Linked DNA regions of Homo sapiens: region 2 is linked to region 1. Evidence: read pairs that join two places in POLR2A ChIA-PET (ENCODE). Cell type or tissue: MCF 10A. All regions are shown on one strand. Each heading gives the region's core, and the rest is flanking DNA. Links, peaks and the distances in the headings are about the cores only. Region 1 overlaps NFIB (nuclear factor I B). Region 2 overlaps NFIB (nuclear factor I B).

The links. ChIA-PET counts read pairs that join two places held together with the same protein. Peaks named below come from ENCODE experiments on the same cell type or tissue, not always from the same donor. Only the 100,000 strongest peaks of a DNase experiment are listed, where the experiment ranks them.
Region 2: POLR2A ChIA-PET joins it to region 1 with 10 read pairs; 7 of 35 experiments call an interaction of 5 or more read pairs at or near these places.

Annotation. Positions count from the first base shown.
Region 1 is chr9:14,301,145-14,310,769 of GRCh38, reverse strand. It overlaps NFIB (nuclear factor I B), which reads left to right. Exons shown (of 11, transcript NM_001190737.2): 2 at 3,250-3,781. Among named protein-coding and RNA genes, the nearest start is that of NFIB, 8.2 kb to the left of the region's middle. In MCF 10A, for the core only: no CTCF peak of the experiment used is centred there; no DNase peak of the experiment used is centred there.
Region 2 is chr9:14,233,053-14,242,677 of GRCh38, reverse strand. All of the region lies in intron 2 of NFIB (nuclear factor I B), which reads left to right. Among named protein-coding and RNA genes, the nearest start is that of NFIB, 76 kb to the left of the region's middle. RefSeq lists an enhancer at 3,753-4,514. In MCF 10A, for the core only: no CTCF peak of the experiment used is centred there; DNase peaks (open chromatin) are centred at 3,957 and 4,447.

The DNA of each region.
Region 1 (9,625 bases), core at 2,538-5,037:
CAACTAAAGGAAGTTTTAAAAGAGAATTACTGAACATCAATGCATTTTACTAAAAATTCTGAAAGAGCAAAGTTGCCTATTACCTTTGTATACAGTTGTTTGGTTTTAAATCACTTATATGTTTTGCTTTTTTTAAAGAATTTATGATTGCTTAATGCTATTGTAATAATCCACTACTAGTTAGGATATTTGAAAACCTTAATCACCTTTTAAAAAAATATTTTTGTATCAGGACAGTTATTATGTTCCATATTCATGTCACTCATAATCTTTAAGACTCTAGTGTTACTCAGCATTAGGAAACAGTCACACTTGGGAGATGACATTTAGGCATGTTAATACAGAAATATATGCGACTTACAGCAAACCTCAATTTACAGTCATTTTTGGAGGATATGTCCCCTTGTCAAATAAGTGCTTCACTTGAATTCACATAATAGTGAAACCCTGAACGATATCAATAAGGCAAACTGGCAGCCTGAGAAAGTTTGCTACTTTTATTTCTCAAAAAAAAGAGCATGTTTTAAAACAATATTGGCAGCATTGACAGCAAAGTCAAAGGAACGTTTAAAAACTGTGTGCATTTGCTAAGAATTTTCAAATTCAACCTTCAAATTTGAATTTTGGTTGTTTAAAATAACTCATTAAAATTTTGAGCTTTCTTGTGTGATAGATTATATTTATAATCAAATATTGAAACTCAAATTTAATCAAAACTGTGTTTGATGTCTTTATAAGAAAATGAAATGTCACTGAACATAGTACTTAAGGTGTAAGTACTTACGTGTTACCACATGGCTTAATATTTATAAAATAATATTGCATTTTAAAAAGCATGGCAAGGGTAAAATGAGTGAGACAGAGCCCACCCACTCCACCTCATGTGCTCTTTACATTCTCAAGGTTTTAGTTTTGTGAGTGCATATATGTGTGTTTTTTAGTCATATCAATAAATCGTAGTAAAAGATTATAGGAAGTGAGTTTCCAAAGCACATTTAAGTCCACATTTCCTTGAGCAGGCTTTCCTTTTGCATATATTCCTAAAGGGGATAAACAAAGTTTTTGTAGTTACAGTGAAAGCTAAAAGCATGGCATCAGAAAGTGTATGGAGATAGGGAGGTCTTATCATGGGATGTGGTTGCTGTGAGCAGGGCTGCCTTCCCACACAAAGAACAGATTGTGGTTTAACTCTTTCCATGGCCTAGTTTAATGTGCTCGCATAGTAACTGAATTGTTCAAATCTCTGCTGGAAACTACTGATCGGTTTAATGATTTCCTCTATGGCATTTGGGTATGCCTCATGCTGTGATGTAATCATCAGCATTCTGTATTGTTATAAAATTTTGATTCATACTTATTCTGGTGAAGGAACACTTACAGCAATGTTAGAACACTTGATAACTACATTATTGATTGGATGGGACATGTACTCCTTCCATATCTGAAGTGCAAACAGCTAACATGTTGCAGTCTGTAGCATTAAAACTTCGAATTTCTTCTTCAAAATGTATTCATATCTATATTGGATTTTTGACACCTTCTTTGTTAAAGAGTCATTAGTTGTACTTTCATCATATTTACCTAATGGAATTAATTAGTCAGTCTGCTGTTAAATAGAATTTATTCCACGTAGTTCAGGGTGATTAACATGAGTATGTAAATTCTAACTTGGGATACAATCAGAGAGTTATTTTGTCGTTGGGCTGACAGTATAGTCAATATGATCAGAAAAGTGGTGGTGGTGGAAGTTCTCATTTGCTTCAAATCTTGGCTTATTGCGTACATGCGGTGTGCATGTACAGGACGTTAAGCTCTTTCTCTTTGAACAGTAATAGGCCTAAGCTTATAAGACAGGTTTTACCTAAATCAGGAAGTAACGAAACTGACTGCACTGGGAAGTAACTTGAAATATCTGTAGGTAAAGATTATCCACCATTCCTCACTGATCCCCTCCCTTAAAAAAAGGGCTTGGATGAAACAGGCAGGAAAAATGCAGGAGCCTAAAGGTAAACTACTTAATTCAAAAGATTGGTACTCTATAATCTATGTATCTGCAAATTCACATGCACATGCATATATGCACCCACAGTTCTAACTGATAATTCATCTACATGGCAAATGAATTGTATAGATTCCACAAAAGCAGTAACTGACCAGCAGTGTCACCCCACCACAGCATGCAGAGACACAAAGAATGTAAAGTTGGTGCCAAGTTGCCATTTTTCATTGTTCACCTCAGATTGATTTTTAAGAGGTTTAGAATAATTGCTATACTCATGTGATCGGTGAACAAATTAACGGACTCTGTGGGGCTGCATATTCTATAGGGAAGCTGATGGAAGAACATTCATGTAATTTTTGTTTTCCAGTTTGAAAACTTCTATTTAAAAATGCAAGAGTGTGTGTGAGAAAGCAGGAGAGTGCAAGTGTGTGTGTGTGTGTGTTGGGAGCTGGCGTTGGTAGTGTGGGGAGAGAATGCACTGCTCAAAGTATGGAAACCTTCTGTTCAGGACACTGATACGACGAGCTGTGTCCTTTGCCCACTTTCCCTCACTGTATACCGGTTTCTCTAGTTACCACTTTTGGAATGGTGCTGTTTCAGTGTTGGAATGTTGGACGTTTGATAAGAAAATGGATCAAGTTTAATGGCGCATGCTCTTTGTGCCACCAGCAGCCTCTTGCTGAGAGCATGCTCCAAAAGCGGGAACTGTGTGGCATTACACTGAGCATCTATATGCTTTGTGTTTCTGTGCCACAGAGAAGAGAAATGAACTGTGGCATCGCTCCTGCCTTCTGAACAGCTCTACTCCGATTAAAAAAAAAAAATCTCACTGTGTTCTTTGTAAAATGGTACTGCATAGTGTTAGTTGGTCAATCAAATATTGAAATACTATATTAGGTGCCAAGCACCTTAGTTAGTTGCCTATATTTTAAAGAATGTAGAATGCATGGCATTGGGGTGGAAACAAGGGGGATGGGGCCAGAGTGTAATACAAAATATAAACCTTATTTCCTTTATAGGAGGGAGAATTGACCTGTGAATTTTGGTGGAAAGGGGACAGCTGGGCATACTTTACTTTCTTCTTGTCCTGTTATTTTGATAATTTTAAATAAGAAAGGAATGTTATTTTCATGTATAACTTTTTGTACTGAATTGGAAACGGGTTGTGGTCTTCTTTTCTTATTTTTTGAGCTTTTAAAATTAAACTGACTATGCACATCTTTTCCTCACCCCTCTGTCTTCCACAGGATGAATTTCACCCATTCATCGAGGCACTTCTTCCACATGTCCGTGCAATTGCCTATACTTGGTTCAACCTGCAGGCTCGAAAACGCAAGTACTTTAAAAAGCATGAGAAGCGAATGTCAAAGGATGAAGAAAGAGCAGTCAAAGATGAGCTTCTCAGTGAAAAGCCTGAAATCAAACAGAAGTGGGCATCCAGGCTCCTTGCCAAACTGCGCAAAGATATTCGCCAGGAGTATCGAGAGGACTTTGTGCTCACCGTGACTGGCAAGAAGCACCCGTGCTGTGTCTTATCCAATCCCGACCAGAAGGGTAAGATTAGGAGAATCGACTGCCTGCGACAGGCAGACAAAGTCTGGCGTCTGGATCTAGTCATGGTGATCCTGTTCAAAGGCATCCCCTTGGAAAGTACCGATGGAGAGCGGCTCATGAAATCCCCACATTGCACAAACCCAGCACTTTGTGTCCAGCCACATCATATCACAGTATCAGTTAAGGAGCTTGATTTGTTTTTGGCATACTACGTGCAGGAGCAAGGTAGGAGCAGATTGTTCTTTTTTCTAGCACGGCAAACACCGCCTACAAATCTCCGTAGACAGAGTATCTGGCTTGAGTTAGATGGTCCTCAAGGCCCCTAGATATCCTCCACCCTCTCTGGGTATAGTAGGGTGTCCGCTTTCACTCACATGTCCGCTGCCATGTGCGAGCCATGTAAATAGACACAGAGCTTTCGTACCTGGATAGGCTTGGATATTTAAGAAAGACCACAAAGAGGTGCGTTTTCAAGTATCTTTAAAATAATACTGTTTTTCAAAGACATAGGGTAGTCTAACAAATATAGTTCATTACACTATACTTTCTGTCGTAGGCTACATTTTTGCATCTAATCTAGTAATCTTTTCCTGATTTGAAAATATAACTTTATTTATGAATAGCCAAACCATCCTAGATAATTTTTGTATTAACCTTATTAATTAATGAGGTAGAGGGACTTTGTTTATGAACTTAGTGGTATCGCACTGAAAATAGAACTAATGTTTACTATTACAAAATGCTTAAGATAGATAATATCAAAAGTATATCTTACGTAGACCTAGATTTACTTAATTTTAATATTTCTATCATCACTTTTGATTGTGCAATATTCACTGTCGATTAAATGGAATTGAGTTATTATTTAAATTATTTATAGTATGTTCCCAGAGTTACTTGGGAACACTTAATAATGTTAGTTTACTTGTATGTAAATTCATAAAACTTACCGAGGAGGAAAGTCGCAGCGCTGCTTACAGAACAAAAAACAGAAAGTGGACTGGTTACACTGGTTTAAGATAAATCTTAAAAAGAATACAGAAACTGCATACCATACCTATTATTTAAAATACCTGAGAAGGAGAATGGTATACATTTTACCTAAATAATTAAAAAAGATGATGTTATTACTGAATATTTGAGTTAATGAAATGTTTATTATTTTTATTTTTCTTAATATATTTTCCTTAAGTAGGTAAGAATTTCTTTTCTTCAAATAAATGCATCAAGATATAGATGTCCTTGCATTACCAACAATCCATAGTAAAACAATCATTTTACAAAGCCGCATACCAAAAGTAGACTGAAGTTTGAGCTGTCACAGATGGTAGGTCATTTCCAAACTTGGCCTGGTGGGAGGAAAAATGGCCTGCAGATAGCCAGGTGACAGACTGTTACCTGAGGTTTGTTATATAAATGTGGGACTTAATAAACTGCTATGAGCTTTATTATTCAAAAAAATCAAAATTACTTTTTTGACTCTGAATTCTAGGCCCTCACTATGTGCTTTTTGTCTTGATTTTCTTGTAGCTTTGGAGATAGGCTTAAGTGTCATTTTAGAATTTTTAGTCTGATTTTAAATAATGGTGTTGGACATTGCACTTTTAGAAATATTACCTTTTCCTGAAAAAATGAAACATTGCATTTAATATTTCCATGCATTTAAGAATTACAGTCCAAATAATGATGGTTTGGGGAAAATAATATTTTTGTCCCATGTGTCCTAAAATAAAACTCAGTAACACATGACACTTATTTGATTGACAGATGTCTAGGAGGTGACACTTTAAGGTGGGCTGTATATATGTGTTGGATTGACTATAAATGTGTTGTAACTGTGTTGTGAAAGTCAAGGATGGAAGTAAAGTTTCAAAAAGTGGGTCATGTAACTTTTTAGTGCAGGGAGGGAAGATTTGCAACCACTTCACTACTGCTCACATTTTAAGTTGCTTGAAGGCTAGGTTTTGAGGTGTGCCTGCCTGCATGCACATTTACTCCTGGGGAAGGCAGCCAGCTCTCTTAGTTTTGATGAACTGACAATAAAGATTTGTAGAGATAGATTGAAAAAAGAAAAAAAACGCATAAATGCCTTCCATGTTGCACCACTGGTCATGATAACTATAAAGTTTTAAGCAACTCTTAAGAGACCATGGTTTTAGATAAAACATTGATTTTGTTGTTGGTTCAACAATCTCTATTGTAAGAACTTTTCATTATTTTATCTTGTGTATATAACTTGTATCCTCTGCTACCTGCCAGTGCATCATCTTCTCTTAACATCTGTTGGTTCTTCCTTTGAAAAACTCACGTCAGGATGCTTTTGTGTTTTCCCCTTTTCAAAATTTATATATTCTTCTTTGTCAAGTGTAGGTTAATTATGTCATTTTATAGTGCAATTGATTAAAGAAGGCAGATTTTAAAAGATAATTCTCCGGTCAGTTAGAGGGCTGCATATCGCGAGTGATGACTTTTTATTTGTCTTCTAAGTACATGATAACTCACCTAAGTCTGTTTTATAAATCAGGAAAAGAAGTATAAAGGAAAACACGAAAGAAAAATCAGAAAAGAGAAATGTAATGTTTGCAGCAGAAAGAGCAACAAAATTACGTTTCCCCCTTTTTCTCTCTCCCCACTTCTAAATGACTGGGAGAAAAACATGAGAAAGAACAGAGAGAATGCCAAAGATGGTTGCCACTGGCACCAGGATTGGCATCAGACCCTCTTTGTTTAGCTCAGGATGCCTGTGATTTGTTAGTTGGCATCCGCATTGCAGTGTGGAGTGATGTTACAATATATTGACAATTTCCAGATCTAGAAATGTCAATAGTCCTCTTGGTTATTTATACAAGATCACACACTGCATCTCTTCTGGAAGACGAAATAAAGACCAACATGTACTAAAGTTTCATTGTTGACCAACTTCCTATGCTTTTCTTTTTTCCCTCTTTCTCTTTTGGTTCAACCCACACTTTTTTTCCTTCTTCATGCCCAGCAGCCTCATCTTTCTGAAATGTGGGAAGAGTTACCAGAGCTTTGACACAAGCTATAGTGCTACATCTGCATCTGATATGGTTTGGGAAAAAATTTATGCTTTTTGAAATCATTTTTGATATATAGTTCATTAGACTTTTGCATCACGTGGCCATGAGGCAGTATTTTATTTAAAGCTAAATCTCTTTGTTATTCGGCTACTATGCATGTAGTCTGGTTGACCGCAATTCAGTCCATTTTGCTATTTCCTTATATTAGCAAAGGCTGATGTTCAATATAGTTGTTTATAAAATTAAATGTCTCCCTGCACTTCACCTAAAATGTACACATCATTTGGGAGTAACTGCGTTTAAATCCATAAAGTCATTTGATGTTATTGATTCAGAGGGCTGCGCTTCGGCTGTTTCGTTGCTACAAGAACCGCCATTTTGTTTGTGAAGTGCCAGGCGAGGGGGAAAAAAAAGGCAGACACTGTGTTTGATGCCAATAATGGTTGCCAGTGGCACCGAGGTTGGCATCAGACCCTCTTTGTCTAGTTGCTGAATGCCTTTGATTCGTTGGTTGGCATCCGCATTGCAGTGGGCACACTGGAAAGTTTTTGACAATCCCTGAATGAAAGCTGCTTGCTTGTTTGCTGCAGCAAATCTTAGCTAATATAAAACTCTTCCTTTTTTTAGGTTTTGTCTAAAAAAACTGGGACAGATTAAAGAAAAAATAGCTCTAAATGGTATCTATTTTCCCAAAGATATTAAAGACGTCCAATGATTCTTGGGCAGGTGTTACCTATTCCCCATATTGCCTTTGTTACTGCATTCATGAAAGCAAAGCAAAAACAAAACCAAACAAAAACCAGGCAAGCCTTGCACAGCACAGCTTCCTGGGATGTAAGTGTCCTATAGGATGCAGGGTGTGCTATGACAAGTGTGTGGAGGACAAACCTAACGTAATGATATGTGATGCATTCATTATGACTGACTGTTGCTCTCAGTCACATCACTGCTTATTTGCTATGCAATTTCTAGTTCCCTCACTTGCCACTCTTGCAAATTTTATAGTAACATTTTGAGAGGACTTCAGTTTTCCTCTCTAGTTAGAAATGTGTAACAGAATACATGTTTAAAAAGAGAGAGAGAAAACTTTAAAGAGGAGACCTATGCGTTAAGGTCTGAGGTAAAATCAGTCATTCTGGAATTTCTCGATTCTGCACCACACTGTTACGAAATTCTCAGTGCACAATTTTGTACACTGGGAAAATCAACCAAAAGCCTAAAATAATTTTGGTTAAAGTTTCCTAGATAGTTAGCGTTAATATTGCTTTTCAGTTAACCACCGTTATCTCGTTAATTAATAAGAAGGATTAGCAGTTCTACCCAAAGGGCTGCACAGAAGGAAGTCTGGCCTATGGGAGGCCTTGAGTTGCCAGACTGTGTCCTGTCTGAAGGGGAAAAAAGGAAGGGGGTGGTGGTGGTGGTGGGAGTCGGGGGGCGGGAGTGGGATTGGCCTTTCTCTGAGGCAGGAAAGCGTTTTGAAGAGAGAGGTCACAACACACCAAGACATTTAAAGATCTCAAGAGATAGCAACTGTTGTCGTGTATGTAACAGATTAGAGTTTAAAATGAGTCACCCTAACTGATTTTTGGACTGTACTTTGCACTCTTATTAAACATGTTTTGGAGTGTTAAAGAGAGCCCAGAAACCTCATTGCTATCCTGAAAAAGTAGTTTCCTTTAGCCTTGTTGAACCCTTAAAATTATGATCTCTTGTTGGGTGGCCACTTTTGTTGCTTTATTGTTAAATGTTATAATAATTGAAGTACATTTTGAAGTTGTGAAAAATGTGACTTATTTACAGGGGAAGTCATAATCATTATTACTGTTTTTGAAATAGAAGCCTTCCTGGTTGTCACATATCATTAGTGAGGAAGCAAATGCTAAGAATTATTTTCTTCCTACAGTTACTGAATTTCAGAATCCTTTTGGGTAACAATTATTTCTTTATGAAAAGCTTAAGTAGATAATTGTTTGCAAGTTGGCAGTGTATTTTAACATTTTAATAGATTTCACTTCATCTGCAGGTATTTCCCATTATGGGAAAAAATAAGCTTTCATAATTGATTAAAATGAGGCTGCTCTCTAGGATGATTTGGTGTGTCTGCACTGTGAAATGCTCTGGGAACATAAGAGTTTGTGTGTAGGAGAAATACTTGGTATGCATGTTTGATTTAGGGGAGCACTGTTAAGTTTTCCCATCTAGCAACTTGTCCTTGACTGAACTTGTGAACTCTAGTGCACATTTGTTTGCATTCTGGCTCATACACAATTCACAAGATAAAGAAGGGCTCTTATTGGCATGTCTTGCTCCTAGGCTTAATGAGACCTTTGTGGGAACATATATTGTGAGATAAGATACTTAGCAATTTTCTCACTGATAAGAAAACACAGTCTCCCACCAGAAGTTCACCCTCTATGCCATGAGGTCTCTGCCACAAGATAGCTTTAACAGACAATTTAAGAGTTAAACTCTGAGGCCCCAGTTGCCAGCTGGGGAAGCTTGGCATCTGTGTTCCGATATGGCAAACTAAGCTCTTGCATTGCAGTTAATATGATCTCATTTTTCAAAGGGAAGGGTGGGGGGAGAGAAGGAGAGAGGGAGGGAGGGATGGGACGCTTATTTGTTACATCAATTATGATTTTCAAATATTTAAAAATATATAGTGCCCCACTTTCTGGAGGCAGCAAAGGTTGGTAAAATATTCTACTGACAGCATTAGGCATCCTTCCCCCCACCCTGTATATACAGCACTACAAATTTTGTAATGAAAAATAGTTAGATTATGTATTTGGATTTACAGATTTAGTGCACAATGTCTCTTGTGTGGTAAAATAATTCCAAATATCTCCATATTTGTAAGAACCAAAATAATATGCATTGTTCGAGAATCGTGGTAATTGGAGAGGACTGTGCATTGCAGTGACAGGAGTGACGGTCAGGTCTCCTGAAGAATGCCTTCCTGATAGGCACAGTTATAGTGCCTGTGCCTGGAGACTTAAAGCTGGGTAGGAGCCATTGAGAGAGGCCA
Region 2 (9,625 bases), core at 2,826-5,325, 68 kb after region 1:
GAAATCTGGTACAGAAGTATAAATAATACTTATCTTTAAGCCAGCATCTGTCATCTGCTTCAGCAGACAGTGCTTGCTTTCTTCCTAGCACAAAAAGGCCTGAAAGATTTATGGAGCAGCTTTGTTTGTGCTCTGTGATGCTTAATCAATTTTTATTAAATTCTAAAGTAAAACTTGGCTTTCACTTCAGTGACATCTCTGATGTATAGAACAAGGGGAGAGATCATGATGCCCTGAAAAAGTTAGGCATGGGTGATCTAAATCCCCAATCTGTTTCTTCCTGCAGGACTTCTTGCAATAACTTTTGTAAGTCTGAAGGAATCCTTGTAGGTTTGCAATGGAAAAAGCAAATACAGCCCAAACTTTAGACTTTTCAAACTTCTAGAGAGTGGATATTTGTAATTTGTTTTTTAATACTCATGCATATTTCCATATGTGGGAAAAAACACATAAATTCTTTCAATGTGCAGATAATGTGCTCATTTTGCATTCAGAATCATCTGAAAAATAAAGACTCACTAGTTATGTTTACAGAGAATCTTAAAACTTTTGGTAATTGAGGTTTAACATATTAAATATCTGATAGACATGTGGACTCTGTCGCCTTTTGCTGGCTGGTTTGCCTTATAGGCTTAACTTCTGGAATTTTTTTTGCCTTTTCAAACAAATTCTTCTGGTTGAATATCAGCATATGGTAGGAGGCTCACTCTGAGACAGGATAATTTATAAATGACCATTTCTTGTCTTGTGATCTTATGTATATAAAGAATCTAGAGTCATGAGTCAAATTGGGATTTTTGTTCAGGAAAAAGGTTAAAAAATTAGACATACAATTGGCTTTCTTTGATTCTGTGTCTATAAGGAGAGGAAGAATGGGATTTAATTTAAAATATATTTCTGCATTGAATACTGATATTTCTGTTTTTGAATTTGCTTTTTTTTAACATCTGGTACACACCAGACTAACCTGTACATATTATTCCTTTGGAAGCATATGGTTGTGGGCCCTGATCCAAAAGTAGCTTATGTATCTACATTTCAGAGTGTAAAGTTTCTTGAAGAAAGGTGGGGAGGGAACAACTATGAGATATGTTGTTAATTATTGTTTATTTTCTAGGAAATATGGCAAGCTGTAAACTTAAGATGACAATATCTGTTTTTTTTTGAATTATGTAATATGCTACTTTGGAGAAAGTCGATTAAAGAAAAATTTGGAAGCCAATTCTTACGTGCCCTAGGAAAATTAATAATTCATGCAGCTACTTCTGTCCTATCAGTCATCTTTTCACTGCCACATTTATACTTATGTATTATGAACTGCTGTTTTTTTAGTTATAAATGCCACAGGTAGATATGGATGTTGATACTGATATAGTCTATTTATCTACTTATTACCTAAACCTTGATGCATATTCTTGTATTTACTTAGCCTTGGTAATGGCCTGGTCCGTTATGCATACATAACTATTGAGGCAGTTTTTGAGGTTCTGGAATTATTCAAAAGACCTGGCCAGAAATGGTTAAATGGCAGGTAATTGCCGAATACATTTGCCCCTCATTTGCCTAAAAGGTATTCGGTGCCTGAGTGTATTCTTGCCATGTGCTTTCTTTCTCAGCTGCGGCTGATTCAGAAAGACCCATTGGAATTACTGTGAGAGTAGAGAAGAAACCCTGAATTACCAAAATGAAGACAGCCCTGCTCAACTTGATATGCAAATAAGCTTTGAGGATACAGTTTAGTTGGTCCTGGCTTTCTAACCTCAGAGCTCCATCTTACGCTGTCACTTGCCAATGCTACTTCATTGTGATACTTGCAGCCTACAAAGCTAGAGAGTTTGTCTGCTTTCTGTGGAGTAATTTTGAGTAGATGAACTGAGGCTTGGGAGAGTTTGCCAAATGAGGTGGTGATGATGGCTAAAGAGACTTGGACTTAGGGAGTGCTTTCTGGCAGAAGTACAACGCAGACGGTATCATGTTTTTGACCATGGTACTTTAGACATGCTGCCAAGTGTTTGTAACGAGATAGGGCTGTTACTATACTTTGCTTTTAACTTTACTTTTGCATACAGTACATCGTTCTTGTTTTATAAACTGTGTCGCATACTTTTTGTACCTCTATAAACAAGTGAAGCTGTTGAGTTTTTGGATAAAGTTTGAAGCAGTCTTGTGTTGCTTCTTCTTTGCTTTATGCTCCAAGTTGAGAGCTGAATAGTAAGATCTTTTTTCACACCATTTATAATGCGATGCACATTTTGAAGGCAATTTAAATTCTTTTGGCTCCCCAGCCATATGCTTCAAAATGGAAGCATTATGCATGTCTGAATAGGGGACTAGGTAGGAAATTGGAGTATAAAGATATATGGCAGGATATATAGTAGGGTAATATTATCTATTGAGAGAGAGGGAGAGAAAGAGAGAGGGAGAGAGGGAGAGATGGGGACAGAGAGATTAATTTCACTCTCTAGGAATTTTTCCAAACTTTAGGCCCAATTTTGCTGAAGAAAATTTAAAATGTTTCCATAGGCTACACAGGAACTTTTATGTATGCAATTTATATATTTAATGAAATTTTGGAACTTGACCAGTGTATTATTTGAGAAATTGGCAATATAGTCAAGAGTAATGGACTTTAAGGTATAATTTTTAATGGAAGGACAAAACTAATATAAGTGGAAACCATATTCCTCTTCTTTTATTACATTTTTTACTCATTCCTTTTTATGATTTTATTTCTCTTCATCCTCACCATCCCCTCTAAATTTTCTTCAGTTTGTTTCTACATTGGAAAAGTGAAATGTAATGTTCTCTTTAACATATAAACTCTTGCACTCTCTCCCTCTGGAGGGTATCTTTCACTGTTTTCATAATTTATTCTGCTGGGTAGAAAACCCCAGATTCCTCCAATATTCTGAAAATAATTTGTACTTTTTGTAGATAGAAATTTCCTGTTTCGAAGCTTCTCTCATTATAATCGTGTAAGGTTCTTGTGGTTATGCCTCATTGATCACATGGATATCATTATAAAATAATTTGGCTCATATTTGGATTTATATGTTTATGTATCTTTAAGTTAGAACAGAGATTCCTTTCTCATTCTTATTTAAATGTTGTTTTCTTATCTTTTCTCTTTCTGTTTTCCTTCATAGATAATAAGTGACTTGTAGTATTAGATCATACACAACTGGTAGTTTCTTCTGTAACTTTCATCAGAAATGAGTATTGTGTCTATCCAGGAGTTCCTGCACTTTTTCCTGAAGGAAACAGTTTGTATGTTAAGTATACCTCTAAACCTTATTCATTTGAAGTAATAGTCTTAGAACATATACACATGCCATTTTCCTCTTTTCCTCTCTACACCGTGGATTTGGAAATTATGGAAGCTTTTTACAAAAAGACCTAATGGGATTTATGTGTTATTTTCTTTGTGACCATTGTGTGAAAACAGTTTTCAAAGTTAAGTTACTGTTCTCCTGTGTAACATTGTGAATACAAAATACTACAAACCTTTTTGGTTAAATGATGGAGGAGAATCAATTTGTTCTTTAGGACAAATTTCTTAATTTTAGTTTCTTAGAATCCCTATGTAATGGGCATATTACCGACTGCTCTTGCAGAATCAAATGTAACTCCTTTTCCTATTATAAACTATATTGTATAACATAACAGCTTTTGAATAATTATCATGTGATGTACTTTCACCATCAGTTGACCTTATGCTGTTTAGGAGACACCAGGGAGTCCTGGGAATTAGGAAACAAAACAGAGAAGGGAAGAAAAAAAAGCAGGAACTGAATTTCCTTCATTCATTCATTTATTTTTGAGAAGGGTGGAGAAGCCCACAGATTTATATCTCGGTTGGGTGAAATTGTGTTACTGTTTATCTGTACCTTTTTCCCCCTGTGGCAAGAGACGTGGAGAATAGACACTCACTCCCAAAGATACCAAGTTCCAAAGCACTGAGTCATGAGTCCACAATGAAATACTAGGATGCAGCCATTTCCTACCTTTGTTTGGAAATGAACTGATTGGACCAGGCGGATGTAAGCCCTCAGCTGCAGGGCTTTACAGAAGGAAATGCTTTTGGTCTCTCTTAGGTACTCGATGCTGTTCTGTAACTTCTTTGTATTTGACTGAAACAACCAATGTGAAAATGTTTCCTAGACTATATAAAATTCAGCGCATGCACCCTTCTGTCTGTTTGTGCACATATACTTTTTATGTGATGGTAGGGAAAGCATCAACTGCTTTTAATGCAGTGAATTTTTAATGTAACCTTACGTATTAAACTCTTCACAAGACTGTCTCTCTTGAGTAGTCTCATTTATATTTGTAGCCCCTACTTTTAGTGGTGACTTCCAGGTGCTGTGTGATCTGACCCTTGCCTCCCTCTCCCCAGTGAGTCACTCTGCCTGCCCTTTCAGTAGCAGCAATACTACCATCCCTCCAGTACAGCTGAGCCTCAGGCACTTTGCTCTGTCTGTCCTTTCTGCTGGGAACCGTTTTTTTCTCAGATGATCGTAGGTAGGGCTTGCTCCCTTACCTCATTCAGAGGAAGACTTAAATTACATGTGCCCCCAAAATCTCCTACCACTCCAGCTACCACTCTCTTCTTCCCAGGTCTTTTTCTCCTTACCCTGCTGTACTCTTTGCCCCATAGCTACCTCACATATTTCATATTCATTTGTTTCTTGGTTTACTGTTTCTTACCCCTCCTAGACCGTAAGCCTCATGTGGGTTAGGACTTTGATAATCTGCTGTTTTGCCCAGAACCCAGAATATGGTAGAATACACACACACACACACACACACACACACACACACACACACACACACACTGTTATACCTAGCAGGGTGAGGAGCTTACACACACACACACACACACACACACACACACACACACACACACACACACACTGTTATACCTAGCAGGGTGAGGAGCTTGGTAGATCAATAATAAATGTTTATTGAATAAGAAACAATGTAGATCGGCAAGAGATGTTGCTGACCTCTTATATTGGGCTATTTGGGAGTTATTTAACTTTTGGATGCCTCAGCTTTCCCATCTGGTATGTGGGGACGAGATTTTGCATACCTTGGAAGCATGTTGGGAAGTCTGATTAATAATGAGTAGTAATCATGAGCAGTGAAAAGATCAGACACCAGCTCTGTTTAATGAGAAGGTACATAGACATAATGAAGAGCTTTTGTGCTCAGTGGGCAATGGTATATCTTAGGTGGCCAAGCTTTTCCCTGTGTGTGCTGGCCTTCGGCACTTTTTGGGTGTTAGGGATTTTGATGATCTTCTGAAGATGGATGAGAAGAGGGCTAAGAATGGCTAAAGCTTGGAGAATAATTTGGGGAGTCACAGTAAATCAATAGGATGAGATAGATGAAAGAAATTGGCTCTAAAGAGAGCATTGGAAGTTTTAGATTGTCATATTTACCACCTTCAGTTCTCAGACCTGATAGTTTTCAGTGACGTAGCCTTTTAGGAATTTCAGAAGTGTGATTTTACCTTGAATTTATTAGGGCTAAATTCAATTGTTTATGTTTATGCAGTTCATAATTTTGCAGTTTAGTTTGTGTGGGTTAGTGGCCCTACTGTTCAACTGGATGGCAAATCTGTGCTAGGAGGATACCATATGCACAAGTATTTTCTTAAATAATGTTGGCGTTTGCCACTGGTGTTAGGGGAAGAAGAAAAAAAAATGAGAGCAATTCTGGAAGCCCTCCAGTAAGGGGTTAGGAAAGAACTTAGGGACAAATGCTCCTACTTGGAACACAACACCAAATAGTGGCTTTTTTGTGTTTTTATTTTTTTTTTTTTAAAGAGAAGCCAAAATTAAACACAGTAGAGTTTACTGTTTGCTAATCAGCATGTGTTTACTTTCTCTTCCAAAACTGAAGTTGCCAACCAATACATTTCCTACCCAGTGCTATGAATCTGTCCAAATAAACATGGGAAGTAGTGAAACAATGACACCACATGAAAAATATATCCTTATTCATTAAATAGAATCCAAAAAATTCTCTGGAATTTAATTGTAGCAATGACGTGAGGACTGTCTGGTCTATTAAGAGAGGATAGTGACTTCCCTCTTCAGTTAGTCCAGCACGGATGAGTGTGATCTTAAGTGGCTCTACAATTCCACATGCATCGTCCTAAATCTAGATACATGAAAATGGATCATTTCCTATCAACCCCTCACTCACACCCGTGGACTCTAGGGCATTTGTGGTAGAGTTTTATGGTAATTACAAACATAAGCAGCTTGTCAGAATTCAAATAATCAATTTTAATTTCTGTCTCAATCACTAAAGATTACTGACCACTATGATGAAATTAAGGAGTGCTTTCTCTGGAGATTGCAAACACAAGGGCAGAGAGAAGTTAGAAGCTTCTATTTTGTGGTCAGTTTTGAAAAATACAGTCAAAAGCAGTAGCCATAATCAACATTATAGAGAACCTTAAATTCATAAAGATGCCAATTTAGCTATTAGTGGGCAGTTCCATATAAAACTGGTAGCTATAATGCGTACACATGTCTTTGTTAAGGGGCTTTGTTGTAGGAATGGAAGATGAGGGTATAGTGATTATTGTGTTATGATCAATGCTATTATTTAAATATGTCTTTAAAAAATATCCTGTACACTCTTGATACTGGAGCCCAGCCTCTTGTCTTCCATCAAAATCTGCTTTTAGGAAATAATGCAATATCAGGCATTGATTCTTTATTGTGAGTTTAAATACATAATGGTGAGCTTGCAGTAGTAATTGTGTTAAAAACCCAGTGGGTAAAGTTTCATAGTTAAAGTTCAAGCCTTGGGGATAAGTGGTGTTTCTGATAAGGACAAGCATTCCTTCTGACAAAACTCTTACTGCCCAGGTTACTATTTTTTTCTTTCTTGTACATATCAGGTCCTAGTGATGCTTCTGGACGAGCCTCAAAACAAAAGGTTGTTCATTCTTTGAAGGTGATTTAGCACCTAATTGTAATTCAGCAGTACGTGAAGATTAGAGTTGTTCTATCTACAGCAGTACAACAGTGCTTTTTTTAAAAATAAGAAATAAATTAACTGAACAACTGTGCTTCGTAATTCTTGGACTTAGGTAAGTGACATATAACCAAATAAGAGTTGTGTATAAAACCAAGATGATAGCCCATGAAAACCCAAAGGGATCTTTTAGGGTGAGATAGTATATGTCAAAGTTGTCAGGCAAACTGTATAAACTTGGTTGTTGCCTTTATTATCTATTCTAATCATTTACAGATAAGGAAGCTGAGGCCTTCAGCACTAAGGTCTCACACAGGCTTTTACAGCTGGTGAGGAACAAGGTCGGGGCTGGCAATACTGGGAGTTCCTAAACACAAAAGGCATTCTCCTCTATCAGTTTGCCTCCCAAGTTTTAAATGATGTCCTTTGAACATCAGATCGCCTTTATCAAAAAATTTTTAAGCCTGAATTTTAAAGGAATGAGATGGAGTGAATTAGTGTGAAGTCTTTTTTTCTGAGCTTGGTGTTTATTCTTTATTTTGTTTTCAATCGTATAACATTTTCTGTAATGTCCCATTTGAGTAAAGTTATCATTATCCTCTATAGGCATATACTTATTAAGTACCTACCAGTTGTGAAACCCTAAATAGTTAAGATTGCCACATTTGAACTGCAAGAATAATGAATGATTTAAAAGTCTAAAAGATTTGGTTATTCAACATTTGTTCAAAAAGACCAAATGAGCATATGTGAAGCTATTTTTTTTTGTCCCCTGGTTGATCCAGTGATTTCACCTCACTATTGTTATTCTGATCCTCTTGGATCTGGTTTTTAAAAACGTATGTTGAAATAGTTAAAACATACCCAAAAAAAAAACCAAAAAAAAAATTTCAACGAACAAATGCCAGCACCACCAAGTTTAAGAATGTTTAATAAAATTTTAGTTAAATTGATGTAAATTAAATTAAAAATATGCTAGTTTTACAAAGCATAACTAACAAAATGTTAAAAAAAAGAGTAGACCAAGTGCAGTGGCTCACACCTGTAATCACAGCACTTTGGGAGGCCGAGGTGGGCAGAGGTCAAGAGTTTGAGACCAGCCTGGTCAATATGGTGAAACCCTGTCTCTACTAAAAATACAAAAATTAGCTGGGCGTGGTGGTGCGTGCCTGTAATCCCAGCTACTCAGGAGGCTAAGGAAGGAGAGTTGCTTGAACGCGGAAGGTGGAGGTTGCAGTGAGCCGAGATCCCGCCACTGCACTCAAGCCTGGGCAACAGAGCAAGACTCCATTAAGAAAAAAAAAAAAAGAGTAATGATAATATACCTACATGCCTCCTCTTATCAATCTCATTCCTTCTTATCCTACTACACCATGAGGTAGCTTCTCTCTTAAATGTGGTGATTTTTGTTCTAGTACTTTTATTGCATGTACTTCTGTTGCAGATGGGTTTGTGATCTGGTTTTTGATGCTGAGAATGCTAATCTCTCTCTGCCATCCAATCTAGAGAGTAATCCTCTGACATTTTACCTTAGGATAATTTCTCCTAGGTTTGACTGTTCAATAAGTCACAGGACTGCAGGCTTCAATCCTGGATTTTCCAAGAGTCACAGAAGTTAGCTCTAAGTCTCCTTTCCTTGACATGTAACACAATAAAACAATGCCCTTGACTCCTGTTTTGCTAATTATAATTGATAGGTGCTTTCTATAAGTAAAGCATCTATAAGTAAGATGTTATATAAATTAAACAAAAATTTTCCTTTTGAATATTGGAATGAGTGCTGATGGTGACAAAACTGCCCTCAGAGTTATTATTTCAGATCAAAATTGATAGACTAGAATTAAGCTACAATATTTCAGCTCAGACTACTAGTTAATTTTGTCTTTGTACATATGCTCACCTTTCAATATTTGTAGTTTGCAAACAGTTATTAAAGAATAATAGCAAAACAAGTCTGGGCCCAGTGGTTCACGCCTGTAATCCCAGCACTTTGGGAGGCTGAGGCGAGTGGATCACCTGAGGTCAGGAGTTTGAGACCAGCCTGGCCAACATGGCAAAACCCGGTCTCTACTACAAAATACAAAAATTAGCTGGGCGTGGTGGCCTGGGCCTGTAATCCCAGCTACTTGAGAGGCTGAGGCAAGAGAATTTGCTTGAACCTGGGAGGTGGAGGTTGCAGTGAGCCGAGATCGCACCACTATACTCCAGCCTGGGCGACAGAGTGAGACTCCATCTTAAAAAAAAAAAAAAAAAAAAAAAAGAATAATAGCAAAAGAGCTAAATACTGGGTGTCAGACTTCACCAAAGCTCTTTATGGTTAAATTGTTAGATGTTTTTCCTGAAAATTTTTAGGATCACTTTCTGAGAAATTCCTTCACATCTGAAAATTTCAGCTTCCAGTTTCTCATGAAGGGATATAAATAGTTTAACTATTACTTACATTTGGAAATAAAATATTTAAGGCAATATTTGTGTGATTTTGCATTTTCAACACAACGTACTATCTTTATGGCTAAACTACATGTCTGTAAGAGATCTTTTGAAGAGCAGTAATGACATCAATTGTTTAGGAGGTACCACGAGTTAAACTTTCTGTTCTTTGCCTTGGTTTTCTTAAAAAGTGGTGACT